Linked DNA regions of Homo sapiens: regions 1, 2 and 4 are each linked to region 3. A link is a contact called in ENCODE Hi-C or POLR2A ChIA-PET data. All regions are on one chromosome and are shown on one strand. Each heading gives the region's core, a stretch centred on a gene start or an enhancer-like site at or near the end of the contact. The rest is flanking DNA. Distances are from core to core; before and after follow the strand shown.

Region 1 (3,135 bases), core at 167-2,666, 97 kb after region 3:
TTTCGATTACATTATCGTGTGAATTTTCCAGGTCTGGTCCTAGCTGGACTTTGGCACTCAGCAAGGGACTCAAGAGAAATCATGGATTCTCATGCTTTGGGTGCATCAGCCGCACCTGGTGAGCTTGCTAAAAATGCATATTCCTGGCGCCCCCATGGAGATTCTGACTCATTAGGTCACGGGGAGGACCCAGGCATTTGCATCTTAGCAAGCCTGGGGGGTAATTCAATGCAGGTGCAGTCCACCGATGACACTTAGAGAAACACTGCCCTAGATGTCAACCAGGGACTTCCCCAGTAGCTCCTGGAATAGAAGCAGCATTTATTTTACTGGGTGGTAGGGCCATTGAAGGTAGGGGCACTTTAGTGTGAAAAAGGCTTGACAGTAGGAGGCAGAGAAAAGGAGACCAGCATGGCCATGGCAGAAGGGGCTGGTGGCAGCTGGTGGGTGGGGGAGGCGGCGAAGGATGGGGGTGGGAGCGTGTCACAGTCATCGAACTGGGTTTGGGAGCATGTGTTATGATTTTTAGTTGGGTTCGTACTTACTGTGCTCAGGCAAAAGTCAATTTTCCAATGCTGTCTTTATCTTTGTTAATGGCTGGAAGTGTTGTGGTTATTAAACAGCTCCTCGAGATCTGATGGAAGCCCTGCTGCTGAAGACAGAGAGCTGTGTGGAGTCAGCAATCCTTACTCAGAGGAGAAACAAGGAACAGGGCCACTGCCCAGGGCCGCGTTGCTGTCAGCGAGGAACTCTGGGGTCACACACACTTTCTCTCCCTCTTCCACAAGACACTACTGCTGTCAGCTCGGCCCTGCTGATTCCTGAGTCCCCCTGCATGGCACACTTAGTGTACTCCATAGGGGCACTGTCTCTTGGCCTCTTCACAACTGGAGAAGCAGGTACTGTTATTCTCCCCATTTCATAGATGGAAAATGAGGCTCCGAGAGACAAAGTGGTTTGTCAAGGGTCAGACGACCAGTAAGTGGCAGAGTTGGGATTCAAACCCAGGTCCACATGACTGTCAAACCACACTCTTAGCCACTATTCTCCACTGCCTACCTCCTGTTCCTGCCTCTCCCTAAAGCCTCTAGACTCTGGGTCTGCCCAGAGCTGCTTGGATAAATTAGAAAGTCTAATTTAGCAATACTGCAGTTACCTATGGCTGAATTCCTGATTGTTAAATTCCAGAAACTGATTTCTCCAGTACCTCTCCTCCCTGGAAAGTAAAGAAAGGCCTCCACCCACAGCACTATACCCAGAGAAATACTGTTTCTTCCTTCTTCTCACTTGGGAGAATATTCCAGGGGAGCTGAGTCTGAGGGCAAGAGAGGAAGGAGGGCCCCGGGGGCTGCTCAAGTTCCTCCTGTTTCAGGGAGGAGAAGAAAGAGAAGCAGCTTGCTTTCTGCTCTCAGGGGACTTGGGGACAAAGGGGAGTGATCAAAAGGGGATTTCCCACAGCCCCAAAATGCTAGCCGGATTGCACTTGTGACCTCTCCTTCCTGAGTGAAACTAGATTGTTGACTTGCCTGCCACCTGTTTCCAACATGGAGTAGAGATGTTGCACATACATGATGCCATGTGTCCAGATTAAGACAACAAAAAATTATAAACAAGGATTGAAGAAAGTTGGAGGCAGCAAATATATGGTCTGTAAGGGCTCATACAGCAAGAGATGTGACTAGAAGCCTCCTGGGAGCCAAGGCAGAAAGAAAAAAAAAAAAAACATGCTCTGTCCTTAGGCTGGAGAGAGCATTCCAGGTTATCTGGGGAGATTGTTCTACTTGACTCTATATTCTGGAATAATTCTCCTGAGGGACAGTACAGAGGTACTGAGAGGTGTTGGAAAAATCCTTAGGGAGCTCACAGCCCAACATTGGAGAAGAGCATAGTGGGAGCGGGGACACTGGGATGGCTTCTGGTCTGTGTGAACTGGTTCCTGATGTTGGGGCAACACCTCCCAGTGTCCGAAGGCCTGATCCTTGCTCACACCTGCCCAGCCACCTGAGAGTGAGTATGCTGGCTGGAGTTCATGAATTTTTGTTTGGGTTTATTTTCAAGCTCTGTTTTTCAAATTTCTCTGTTAAGTGGCTGAACTTCCAGGAACCAGTGTTCACAGGCCAAGGAGGAGGCCACCATCATCTCTACTACCTGAGTGCCCTGCCACACCCACCTGACAATAGAGAGCTCTAGGGTGGGGCCCCTGCTCTTTGGATTGTTGGGGGAAATAAACCTCTCCAGCATTTATTCTTTGGGGTTACCCCAAACGGATGACCACAGCCAGGAGGGAACAAAGCCTGACTGGGAAGTGCTGATTCTCTCTGGCAGTTTGGGAACTTCCCCTCAAACCTGTCTGATAAGGAGCGGCCTAGGGAGGAGGGGTGCAAAAGGTGTGCCCCGTTTGCCCGTGAGATCTCTCACCATCACTGTATGCAAGCCTAGGAAGAACAGAGCTTTCTGGCTCAGGGACAGATCTCCATGCTGGGAATCAGGACCTTGAGTTCCTGGGTCAAATCCACAATGAACTCATTCTGAGATGTAGGCAAATGTTTACCTTCTGTTGCTTCGGTTTTCCCATCTGTGCATTTGATGTGTGCCTTGTGCGTGCCAGAGGTTTTTGGGAAGAAAATAAGAGTGGAGACTTGCTGTCAATCACAAGGTGGGGGGTGGTCACTTCTCTACCTGAATCTCCCACATGGGCCTGTGGGGAGCTATGGTCCTTATTACCATCCTCCTGCCCCCAGCAGGGGAGCCTACCCATGAGGCAGGCTTGCTTGGGGTCGGCCAGCCTGGTCTCTGTGGTTTTTGTCTCCTGGGCTCCTCGTATGGCTTAGCTTGGCCCTCCACCGACCCTACTTAATCTTGCCTCCTCTCCACCCACCTTCTCACCCCCACAGCCTCCATTTGTGGTTCAGCTATGCTCAGTGCCTCGGGGGTTCCCAAATAGGCCCCTTCCAGCTCCTTGATTTTGTAAATGGTTTTCCCACTGCTAGGAATACCTTTTGGCCCTTTCTGTCTACCTGGAAACTACGACTTTTTTTTTTTAACATTCTACTTAGGTGTTGTCTTCTTTACGAAGCCTTCCTTGACTTCTCTGACCTCCCTGCAGGTATTGCTGGTCCCCCACTGTGTCCCAGA
Region 2 (3,465 bases), core at 418-2,917, 74 kb before region 3:
TAATACAGCGGCTGAGAACGGTGCTAATTCCAGCTGCCAGCATGATCCTCCTTCCCTGGCAAGAGGGAGCCCCGCTCAGAGAACATTTAAATACCGTAGAACCATCCCTGTTACAGGTTTCCTTTGGGATGCTCTTGACGCAGGAAATATGGCTTATTCTCATAAATACTTTGAGATGTACTTCAGTTTCTCCAAACTTTATGCATAACAACACGACTGTAACAACAAAAAGGGAAATTCTTGAAAGAAAAAATATTAGCAGTAATCTCTTTGTCAGATTGTTATTTTTCTCTTTTGTGTTCCTTCCTTTTATTTTTGGTCATGTGCATATATTTTAAAGTATCACACATGGTTTTACATTCTATTTTCCTGTTAACATTATGATGTAAAAAGACTTTTCTTGCAGTTGCATCCTCTTCATAATTTAATTTTTCATGATGGCATTGGCGCTGCCAAAGAAAGTCACTTTCCCATGCCAGGAGAAAAGACCATCTCTCCTGTGGCTGCCTCGAAGCCCCCAGGCCTAGAAACGTCTCCAATCAGGAAACAGAAGCCTCCAGTGGATCATCTTCAGGGATCGCTGGAGAACCACGTGGGCATGTACACATACCTCCTCACTGAGCTGACTTACCCAAAGTTATTATTCACCTACTGATGGACAATGATGGTTCTAGTTTTTCTGTCTTATCAATACTATAGTAATGGCTTTCTTCATGCATGTCATTTTGGAATATTTTCTCAGAATGGGATTATTATTTCTAAGCGTATGAATATTTTTATTGCTTTTGATATATTAGCCACATTGCTTTACAATAAAGTTGTACCTGTTTAAAAAGTTAGCAGTAACATAGGAGGATATTGGTCTCACAATAACTAAGCGGAACCACTCTGCCCAGCTTTGAATTCCAGCTTGACACTTGGCATTTACCAGCTGTGTGAACTTCTGCAAAGTATTTAACCTACCTGTGCCTCAGTTACTGCCTCTTTAAAGTGGGAGTGACACAGTACCCACCTCATAGGTCTATTATTGGGAATGAGTATTTGTATATTGCTCAGAACAGTGTCTACCAAAGTATTATGCATTGTGCGCTCGTGAAACAAACACCTCTCCAGCTCAAGATTTTTTTTAAAAAACTAATTTAATAGAAGTAAAATGACACTGTTTAAGATATATATATATATGTATATATATCGACATGCTTATTAACCGTATTTACAAGAAACACTCCCTTTAAATCTCTTTATTGGTAAAGATATCTTTTAAAATGTTAATTTACAGAAGAGATCCATTCTGGTGTGATTATTGATATTATGTAGGAATTCTTTTTCAGCTTTTACAGAGTTGCTATCCCTTTAGGGTGGAGTCTCATCACCAAAATATCACCTGGGACCCGAGGTGCTGAGGCTCATAATCAGCCACTTAGCTCTGAAGACTTCAAATTCACCCCAGAGGGACAAACTTAGGGGGTATTTTAGGGCCCTATTAGGGACTCTTCTTCCTATCTTGTCCGATGACGGCTCTCGGAGGCTCCTGGTTTTGATGTCTGGCATTGCTTTTACCCGGTGGGCTTCAGGGAGCCGTCCCTGCCGCGCTTTGCGTTTCTCCGCGCACTTGGACAGGGTTCTGCCACGAGGGAGGCGATGCCTGGCGCCGCGGGTGGGGGCAGTGGTGAGACTTCGGCCCCTGGTGGCCGGAGAGGTCGCAGCACTTGTCAGTTTATGGCTCCCTCGGCTTTCCCCTTCTTAATCCGCTTTCTGCTGAGCTCTCCGAATAATTCAACCCTCGTGTTTGAAAACTAGAAGCCTGAGAGGTCTCAGCGAGACAGTCAAAGGGGAGGCTCCCCTCGCCGAGTGTCACCCGGGACCCTGCGTCCCCGCTCTGCAGAGACCTTCTCTCCGGGCTGCTGCCGTCCTCCCTCGCCCGGCGGAGCTTCCGTGATCGTCAGCCAAAGCCCCCGGGGCGGTGCGCCGCAGGCGGTCTTCCCGGGTGTTCGCGGAAGCTGCGCGCTCGCGCCCCCACGGTTCTCCAGCGACCCCTGAAGATGCTTCCGTCCGCGGATAGGGGACGTTTCAGACCTGGGGTGGGCACAGCGGTCCCCGGTGAGATGGTCTTTTCTCCTGGAGTGGGAAGGCAACTTTCTTTTGGAGTGCCAGTGCCCCCAGAGTGCTAGGTTGTACCGTGGACTTGTACTTGAGTTTTTCAAATAAAGCTTGACACATACTTAGTATAGAGCAGTAGAAAGCAGGGAGGAAAAACTCGTCATGGGTCCACTATCTAAAATCAACTGATATTTGGAATAGTTCCTTTGCTTTTTTGTCTATACATACGTTAGATTTATTTTTTCTAGTTTTTAATTGTACTATGAAGCTCAACTTTGAACTTTGCATTTTTTCTCTTATTATTATTTTACAAACATACATACTGGCTGCATAATATTCTGTCATGCCATATACAGCCACTCTACTTTTGAATATTTAGGTGTTTTTTTATTTTCATTAAAAAATTCTGCAGTAAACATCTTTCTGGCTAAAACTTGTTTCCGTATTAGGTTATAGTCTCATTATCATAGGGCAGAGTGAGAATGTTTTTAAGGTTCTTGATACATATTCCTGAATGGCTTTTCTTTCTTTTTTCTTTTTTCTTTTTTTTTCCTTTTTTCTGAGACGGAGTCTTGTTCTGTTGCCCAGGCTGGAGTACCATGGTGCAATCTCAGCTCACAGCAACCTCTGCTTCTTGGGTTCGAGCAATTCTCCTGCCTCAGCTTCCCAAGTAGCTGGGATTACAGGCACACACCACCATGCCTGGCTAATTTTTTTATTTTTAGTAGAGACAGGGTTTCACTATGTTGGCCAGGCTGGTCTCAAACTCCTGACCTCGTGATCCACCCAGCTCGGCCTCCCAAAGTGCTGGGATCACAGGCGTGAGCCACCATGCCCAGCATCCAAATGGCTTTTCAAAAAATTTGTATAAATGTTTACTCCTGCTAGCTGTGCTTAAGTGTTTATTTCCGGCCAGCCTCACCAGCACCAGGAATTATGAGAATACTCTTAAGATAATGTCACTAAGGCCACAGGCGAGGAGAGCTTAGAAGGTACTGGCTGCTGAAGTCTGTGTGATCTGAAACCTAGATGTATATTCTGCAATCTGCTTGTTTCCAACTCCCCACATTCTGAGGACAGTGGCCTATATTGAAACTGGAGGAATGAGGTTTACTTGTGTTTCAGGGATTGAAGTGGTACTAGAGGTTGTGTTGGATTGCTAAGTTCAGAGAGCCATCAGAAATTGTTATGAGCTTGAGTCACATAAAAATGGAATATCCTTTACTGTGGGTGGCATAGCTTTTTAGGGTTGGCTTCCTAAACATTTTGGGGAGAATGAATCTACCAGCAGAGAAGCTTTCCTTTGGCAGTCTGAGGGTGTATCTTCCTGAGGCAAGGCCAGACTTGAGGATATTCTAATCCTCC
Region 3 (3,260 bases), core at 702-3,201:
AAACTCCTTCACCTCTCAGTGCCTCAGATACCTCTCTATACAGAGGAAATGCAAGCGGAAGTATAAGGAAGATCACACGAAATAGCGCCTGTCAATCACTGTCAAGCACAGTGCCTGGCACACAGTAGGTTTGCAGGATGCCTGTGGTTTCTGTCACCCTGATGTGACTCTCCTGGGGCCCTTGAAGGTAGCATTCCAGGCCCTCAGAATCTCCAGGGGAGTGACTGGGAGCTGTAGTTTCACCAGCACCGGGCTGATGCTTGTGGCTGGGAAACGCCACTACCAAGGTGATGAAAGGTGAAGGTGGGTTGATATATAAAATAAAAGAACTTGGAGGAAAGTTAATACCTTTGAACATTGGTTCCCAAAGTGTGGTCCTGCACCAGCAGCAATATCCACCTAGCAACTTGATGGAAACGCAGATTCTCAAACCTTCCTCCAGACTTACTGAACGGAAACTCTGGGGGTGGATGCTAGTGATATTGTGTTTGAACAAGCCCTCCAGGTGTGTCTGAGGCCTGCTGAAGTTTGCAAACCATACTTTAGAATGTGAAAGAGCCAGTCCCTATTTCATTTCAAATGAGTTTAGATGTATATTTAGCTACTGAAATAAGAAATCTAAAGATATGTACACTTGTACCAAGAAGACAAGGAAAGAAATCTGCTGATATGAAGACTCAGTTATATTTCGAACAAAGGCAATGAATCCATCTTGGTCCTTTGCTTGGCTCATGGTGAAACATAGCGGCCACCATGTGGGTCAAGAGGCTTGTGTTCAGGACAGCTGAAGGGATGGCCTTGACCTTACTGTCCTCCCAGCACCAAAAGGAGCCAAGAGCGAGAGGTTACTTCTGCCTCTCCGGAACTCCAGCACTTCCTCCCTGGGGGTGCTGGCATCTTTCTTATGCACTGTCACTCTCCTCGTGGTTACTGTTGTTTGGGTCAATGTTGTAAGCAGTTGCTTGAATACAAACCCTCTGCTTTTTCATCCCTGTTTCTCCTGGGCAAACCCAAATGTGACTGCAAAACATCTCCAAATAGAGTCCAGTTCTTCTAAGTGTCAAGGCTTGGCCCAGCCACTGCCTCTGCTGTAAAGACTTTCTAGCCTGAATACCACCATGGCAAGTCATAAGCCTTGTTCTTCCCCTCCTGTGCTCCACATCCCAGGGATTTGATCCCTGCAGGCTGCATTTCCAGGCGCCTGCTGGGTTTGAACAGTGCAAGCCTCTGGGGTGAGACTGCAGGGTGGTCGGAGAGGGATGCCAGGGTGGTTCTCCCCCTCCTCTGTGGCTGGCTGTCTGACAGTGGCTGGGGATCTTCCAGGGCTCTATTGCTACTCCTGTCCCCACTAGCTTTTGTGTACCTTCTTGTCTGTTTGATAAATTCTCTGGATTAAATTCTCCAAGGGATTTGGAGTGGTTTCTCTTTTCTTTATTGGGTCCTGACTAACTTAGCCCCTTGTCTTGCTTCCACTGGGAGTGGTCACTCAGCATTTGCATACGTATCTTCTCCAATAGCCATGAGCTTCTCAGGAGTAGCCGTCATATCCAATTCAATGTCACATCCTTAGTGCCTACTCCAGGAGCTGTCACTTTCAACATGCTTGGTGTTTGATGAATGAATGCGTGATAACATGTGAGGAGGGCTGAAAATGCAAAGGAAAATCAAAGTATGCCGTATATTCAAAATGCATGCAACAAGCAAGGTTTACCATATGGAAATAGCGATGTATGCCCTGCCTAGTAATCTAGTTTAAAATAGTAATAATAAACCTTAAGCTTGTCCACAGTACAGATTTTTTAAACAATAATTTGAGAATGTTCAAATCTGTTCCATTATAAGCCACCCCAGAACTTAATGATTTAGAACCCTTTATTATTTCTCATGATTCTGTGGGTTATGACTTGAGTTGCCTTCAGCTGTTCTTGCCTGGGCTCGCTCATCACCACGTTTGGTAGCGATTCGGCTGGAATTCATATGCGTGGGACCTCAGGAGAAATGGAGATTCTCTCTCCACTAGAATCTCATGCTGAAGGAGGCTGGTGCGGGCTTGTTCACAAAGTGGCAGTCTTCCAAGAGGGTGAGGGGCAAACTCTGAGGCCAATTGAGGTAGAGGCTTGGAAGTTACACAGCATCTCTTCCTGTGCATTCTGCTTCAAAGCAAGTCAAGAGCCCAGCCCAGATTCAAAGGATAGGGAAATAGACTCATGTCTTAATGGGAGGGGCTTCCAGGAATTTGTGGCCATATTTAATCCACTGTAGAGTGGTTATTCTCATTACGAAACATTCTTTATTACAACATTTAGTATGGCTGTACCTTAAGTAGAGCCTCCTGGAATAGATTTAAAAGGTTGCTCAACTGGTAAGACCCACAAATGGAGAGCTGCCACTGCTTTCCTTAGTTCTTTGTCTGACCACCAGATGGTGGCATTGCTCAGTCGACCCCGAGTATTTCAAGGCCGGCACCAAATTCCACCTGGAGATGCCCTTCAAGCTGTGGGAATTCTATGATTTTGCACAGCTGGATTGGGAGCAGGCAGTGCTACCTATGGAGAGGGTCTGGGATTAGGGTTGCAATGGGCATTGGATGCCTCTTTCTCCCTGACTCTTCTAGAACTGTTGTGGGAAATTTCTTCACCTCCCCAAATGGGGGACTGGAGTAAGATGCTGCAAATATCATCCCATCACAATGGACTCAATCATGAAGAAAAATATCGTTTGTAATAAAAAAATTGTTTGCATACTCATGAATTGTCTATCGAAATTACATTGTATTGATTTCATCCTAGTGATGTAAATAATTCTATACCACTTCTTTTTCTTTTTTCTACCCTCTGCACCATTATAGTTGTTTGTATAACAGTGTCTGCAAAAACTGATAACATTTGATTAAGGCCTGCAGTCTAGTCCATTGTATTGTGCCAGTGTCAATTTCCTGGTTTTGATCATGTAATATAGTGATATAAGATGTTATCATTGGGGAAGATAGGAGATAAGGACATAGACCTTTCTGTACTATTTTTGCAACTTCTTGCAAGTCTATAAGTATTTCAGAATAGAAAGTTAAAAAAATACCCTCACTAAAAATAACCTCCACCTGCTTGTGTATTACTGGTATTTGCATCATCATTTGGGAGAAAAGTTGAGCATTGATTTTAAAAACTCTTTTTTTGGGGGGGGGGGTCATTCTGGCAGGGTAGCACTGGCTTCTCAACCCCCTTCAGATCCACTGGCCACTTCCACAGATCCTGCCCAGGCTC
Region 4 (3,144 bases), core at 540-3,039, 75 kb after region 3:
CAGCAAAGCTTTCAGTGGAATCTTCCACAGCAAACACTGGAAACAAAGGACTTTAGGATTTGAACCATGTATCCCTGTCCAGTAATAACTGGTGAAACCAGTCAGCCCTGAGCTTCTGCTCCAGCTGGCTCCTAGTCAGCTCAAGGGGGTGTGTCTGATTGTAAGAAATCAGAACTAGAGTGGTTTACTTAGAACCAACCTCAGCCAAGAATGTCCTAGAACTGCAGCTTGGCCCTCAGAAAGCCCAGGAGTAGTCATTGATTTGGTGGCCAAAGTTTAAGTCATGGGAGAATATCCCCCAGAAACTTCTAATGTGGGGGTTGGCAAAGTTTTCTAGGACTAGATAGTAAATATTTTAGCCTATGTGGGCCAAGGGGCAAAATTGAGGATTTTATGTAGGCACTTCTATAATCACTTAAAATGTAATTATGTAAACGTGTAAAATTCATTCTTAGCTCACAAGCTATACAAAAACAGGCTGTAGGTCAGATTCGGCCTGCAGACTATAGTTTGTTGACCCTTGTCTTAAAGGTTGGGTAGAGGCCCTAATTCTCAAACCAAACACCTGCTTTCAATTGTTCAGTTTCACAGACATGCGCACTACTGTGAGGGTCCTGATTTGGGGGAAGGGAATACAAGGAAGGAGGAAAGGGAGTGTTAGTTTGGGCTATCACTCAAGGACAGAGGGCAACAGAAAGGTGTGAGGGCACTCTGACTGTGCCCTTTCTACCTATAAGTGTCCTGAATGATTTTTTTCATAGCCAAGATGACTCTGTTGGGGAAATGTCACCGTGATGGTTAACCCTGGGGTCTTGGCCGGCCCAAGTCAGTTCAAGTTTTGTTGCTTCTACTCTGCAAAAAATACCCAGTTTGCCAGGTATTTCTGCCCCCTAAAGACATCGGGCCAGGCTTCAAGACATTTCTCTGCCTCCATTTGTCTGTGTGACTGTGAGCAAATTACTTAACCTCTCTGAACCTCAGTTTTCTAATCTATAAAACGAAGATGCTGATAGCAGCTGCCTCCAAGGGATTCTGGGAGGATAAAGGAAATGCTGTATGTGAAACCTATCTGAGAGCTGGGACCTGCATTCAATATCATTCTTTTTTTCTTCTCCCTGTCACTGCTCACTGTTGATTTGGTTTGCTCTGTTCTTCCTTTGATAAGGCTGGAAAAGAGGAACAGGAGGGCATGGAAGAAAGCCCTCAATCAGTGGGCAGACAGGAGAAAGAAGCAGAGTTCTCTGATCCGGAAAACACAAGGACAAAGAAGGTAAAGTTTGTTTCAGATTCTGCACTTCTGCCATGAGGGACTGAGTCACAGGAGTCCCCCTTTTGCCTGGTGATGTCCTGCTGGATGGAATATGGCTGAGACCCCACCATTAGTTCCATGAATGAACCAGTCCTCCTAGCGCTACTTTGGAGGAGTGGCTGTGCCTGGAATCTTCGGACAGTTTTTATTGAAGCGATCTTTACCCACATGTCTGGGCTCTGCTCACTCTCCAGCAATTTGGCTGTGTTCCTACGAGAAAACATGTGCCCAAAAAAAGACTCAGGCTTCAGAGCCAGGCTCCCAAAATAGACAAGTCCCTTGGCGGGGATGGGGCGAGAAGCTGCTTTGGGCACTCAAGCTGGGGCCCTGACTTCAGCAGGCCCAGACCCTAGGATTAACAAGCCATCTACTGTGCTTGTATAGATTGTTTTACTTAATTAAAATGAAAAAATCCAGTTACAGTTCTCCTGGGCTGGAGCTGCCACAACAAAAAGAAATATCCTTGGAACAGGGCCATCTTCGTGCCTTTCCGGTCAGGAGAGGCAGGAGAAATGAGTATCGCTGGCAGGGAAGCTGATCTCCTAAATCTGTCTGTGGAGTTGGGAGTCCATGGGCTGCTGCAGATGCCAAGGGGAAAGTTCTAGAAGGGGCCTAGTAGAAGCTTTGGCTGTGGGAGTGTATGTACCCCTGCTGGGAGAGGGTGCTTGGGGGGAATTTTGTGAGGGGCTTTGCTGCAGTTACATTTAGTGATGACCCAGATGCAAGAAAGATGCTCCAGTAAGTATTTAGAGTTTATAACTTCATTATTCATGCATTCAAAAACTGTATATTGAGCACCCATTATCTACTGGGGCTTGAAATTCTTTGCGTCACTTTAAATATGGTGGATTAAGCATTAAGGGCCTATTCCAAACTTTGAGCATCACCCTAAAGATGAGTTGGTGCCGTGGGACTTGAGTGGTTCACAGTAATTGTACCAGGTAGAGGTAAGAATGCTCAGATTCTTCCTGATTTGAGTGGTCCTTATGGCCAAGTCTTGTGCCTTCCAGTTGAATGCTCTCAACCACCCTCTGACCTCCATTCTGCATTTTTGTACAGGAACAAGATTGGGAGAGTGAAAGTGAGGCAGAGGGGGAGAGCTGGTATCCCACTAACATGGAGGAGCTGGTGACAGTGGACGAGGTTGGGGAAGAAGAAGATTTTATCGTGGAACCAGACATCCCAGAGCTGGAAGAAATTGTGCCCATTGACCAGAAAGACAAAATTTGCCCAGAAACATGTCTGTGTGTGACAACCACCTTAGACTTAGACCTGGCCCAGGATTTCCCCAAGGAAGGAGTCAAGGCCGTAGGGAATGGGGCTGCAGAAATCAGCCTCAAGTCACCCAGAGAACTGCCCTCTGCTTCCACAAGCTGTCCCAGTGACATGGACGTGGAAATGCCTGGCCTAAATCTGGATGCTGAGCGGAAGCCAGCTGAAAGTGAGACAGGCCTCTCCCTGGAGGATTCAGATTGCTACGAGAAGGAGGCAAAGGGAGTGGAGAGCTCAGATGTTCATCCAGCCCCTACAGTCCAGCAAATGTCTTCCCCTAAGCCAGCAGAGGAGAGGGCCCGGCAGCCAAGCCCATTTGTGGATGATTGCAAGACCAGGGGGACCCCCGAAGATGGGGCTTGTGAAGGCAGCCCCCTGGAGGAGAAAGCCAGCCCCCCCATCGAAACTGACCTCCAAAACCAAGCTTGCCAAGAAGTGTTGACCCCGGGTAACTATCTCCCCTTTCCTCACGGGTGGTCGGGTTGATTGGACTCCTGCTCACCTGATAAAGTATGAGCATGTGCAGGCTGGAATGAACATAAGTAAGGTTTCAACTAGCATTA

Evidence for each region. Hi-C counts contacts between places; a loop is a spot of excess contacts on that map. ChIA-PET counts read pairs that join two places held with the same protein, here RNA polymerase II (POLR2A). Pooled maps may share reads with other maps.
Region 1: a loop to region 3 is called in a map of GM12878, with 6 times the contacts of the local background. The contact joins two enhancer-like sites. A Hi-C loop is called at or near these places in 2 of 168 maps with a recorded cell type or tissue (Caco-2 and GM12878), 27 of 37 single-sample maps with no recorded cell type and 11 of 50 pooled maps. POLR2A ChIA-PET finds 5 or more read pairs at or near these places in 7 of 52 experiments (CD4-positive, alpha-beta T cell, CD4-positive, alpha-beta memory T cell, GM12878 and 4 more).
Region 2: a loop to region 3 is called in a map of CD8-positive, alpha-beta T cell, with 5 times the contacts of the local background. The contact joins two enhancer-like sites. A Hi-C loop is called at or near these places in 8 of 168 maps with a recorded cell type or tissue (CD8-positive, alpha-beta T cell, PC-3, Right ventricle myocardium inferior and 5 more), 1 of 37 single-sample maps with no recorded cell type and 11 of 50 pooled maps. POLR2A ChIA-PET finds 5 or more read pairs at or near these places in 4 of 52 experiments (CD4-positive, alpha-beta T cell, MCF 10A, OCI-LY7 and 1 more).
Region 4: a loop to region 3 is called in a map of gastrocnemius medialis, with 2.2 times the contacts of the local background. The contact joins two enhancer-like sites. A Hi-C loop is called at or near these places in 2 of 168 maps with a recorded cell type or tissue (gastrocnemius medialis and mammary epithelial cell) and 8 of 50 pooled maps. POLR2A ChIA-PET finds 5 or more read pairs at or near these places in 3 of 52 experiments (Panc1, T-cell and WTC11).

The regions. Positions count from the first base shown.
Region 1 is chr10:110,841,780-110,844,914 of GRCh38, forward strand. No RefSeq gene overlaps it. Among named protein-coding and RNA genes, the nearest start is that of PDCD4-AS1, 28 kb to the right of the region's middle. RefSeq lists enhancers at 779-848, 919-998, 1,129-1,188, 1,259-1,328, 1,339-1,398 and 2 more. Within about 2 kb of position 1,417, at least 10 of the 41 ENCODE cell types and tissues checked have a DNase peak (open chromatin) inside an H3K27ac peak, as active enhancers do; they include GM12878, where a contact is called at or near this core.
Region 2 is chr10:110,670,569-110,674,033 of GRCh38, forward strand. All of the region lies in intron 1 of RBM20 (RNA binding motif protein 20), which reads left to right. Among named protein-coding and RNA genes, the nearest start is that of RBM20, 28 kb to the left of the region's middle. RefSeq lists an enhancer at 1,938-2,227. Within about 2 kb of position 1,668, at least 25 of the 41 ENCODE cell types and tissues checked have a DNase peak (open chromatin) inside an H3K27ac peak, as active enhancers do; they include heart right ventricle, where a contact is called at or near this core.
Region 3 is chr10:110,744,125-110,747,384 of GRCh38, forward strand. All of the region lies in intron 1 of RBM20 (RNA binding motif protein 20), which reads left to right. LOC124902498 (a long non-coding RNA gene) reads right to left here. Exons shown (of 3, transcript XR_007062286.1): 3 at 1,570-1,645. Among named protein-coding and RNA genes, the nearest start is that of RBM20, 100 kb to the left of the region's middle. Within about 2 kb of position 1,952, at least 4 of the 41 ENCODE cell types and tissues checked have a DNase peak (open chromatin) inside an H3K27ac peak, as active enhancers do; they include GM12878 and heart right ventricle, where a contact is called at or near this core.
Region 4 is chr10:110,818,907-110,822,050 of GRCh38, forward strand. It overlaps RBM20 (RNA binding motif protein 20), which reads left to right. Exons shown (of 14, transcript NM_001134363.3): 10 at 1,166-1,270; 11 at 2,369-3,029. Among named protein-coding and RNA genes, the nearest start is that of PDCD4-AS1, 50 kb to the right of the region's middle. Within about 2 kb of position 1,790, at least 21 of the 41 ENCODE cell types and tissues checked have a DNase peak (open chromatin) inside an H3K27ac peak, as active enhancers do.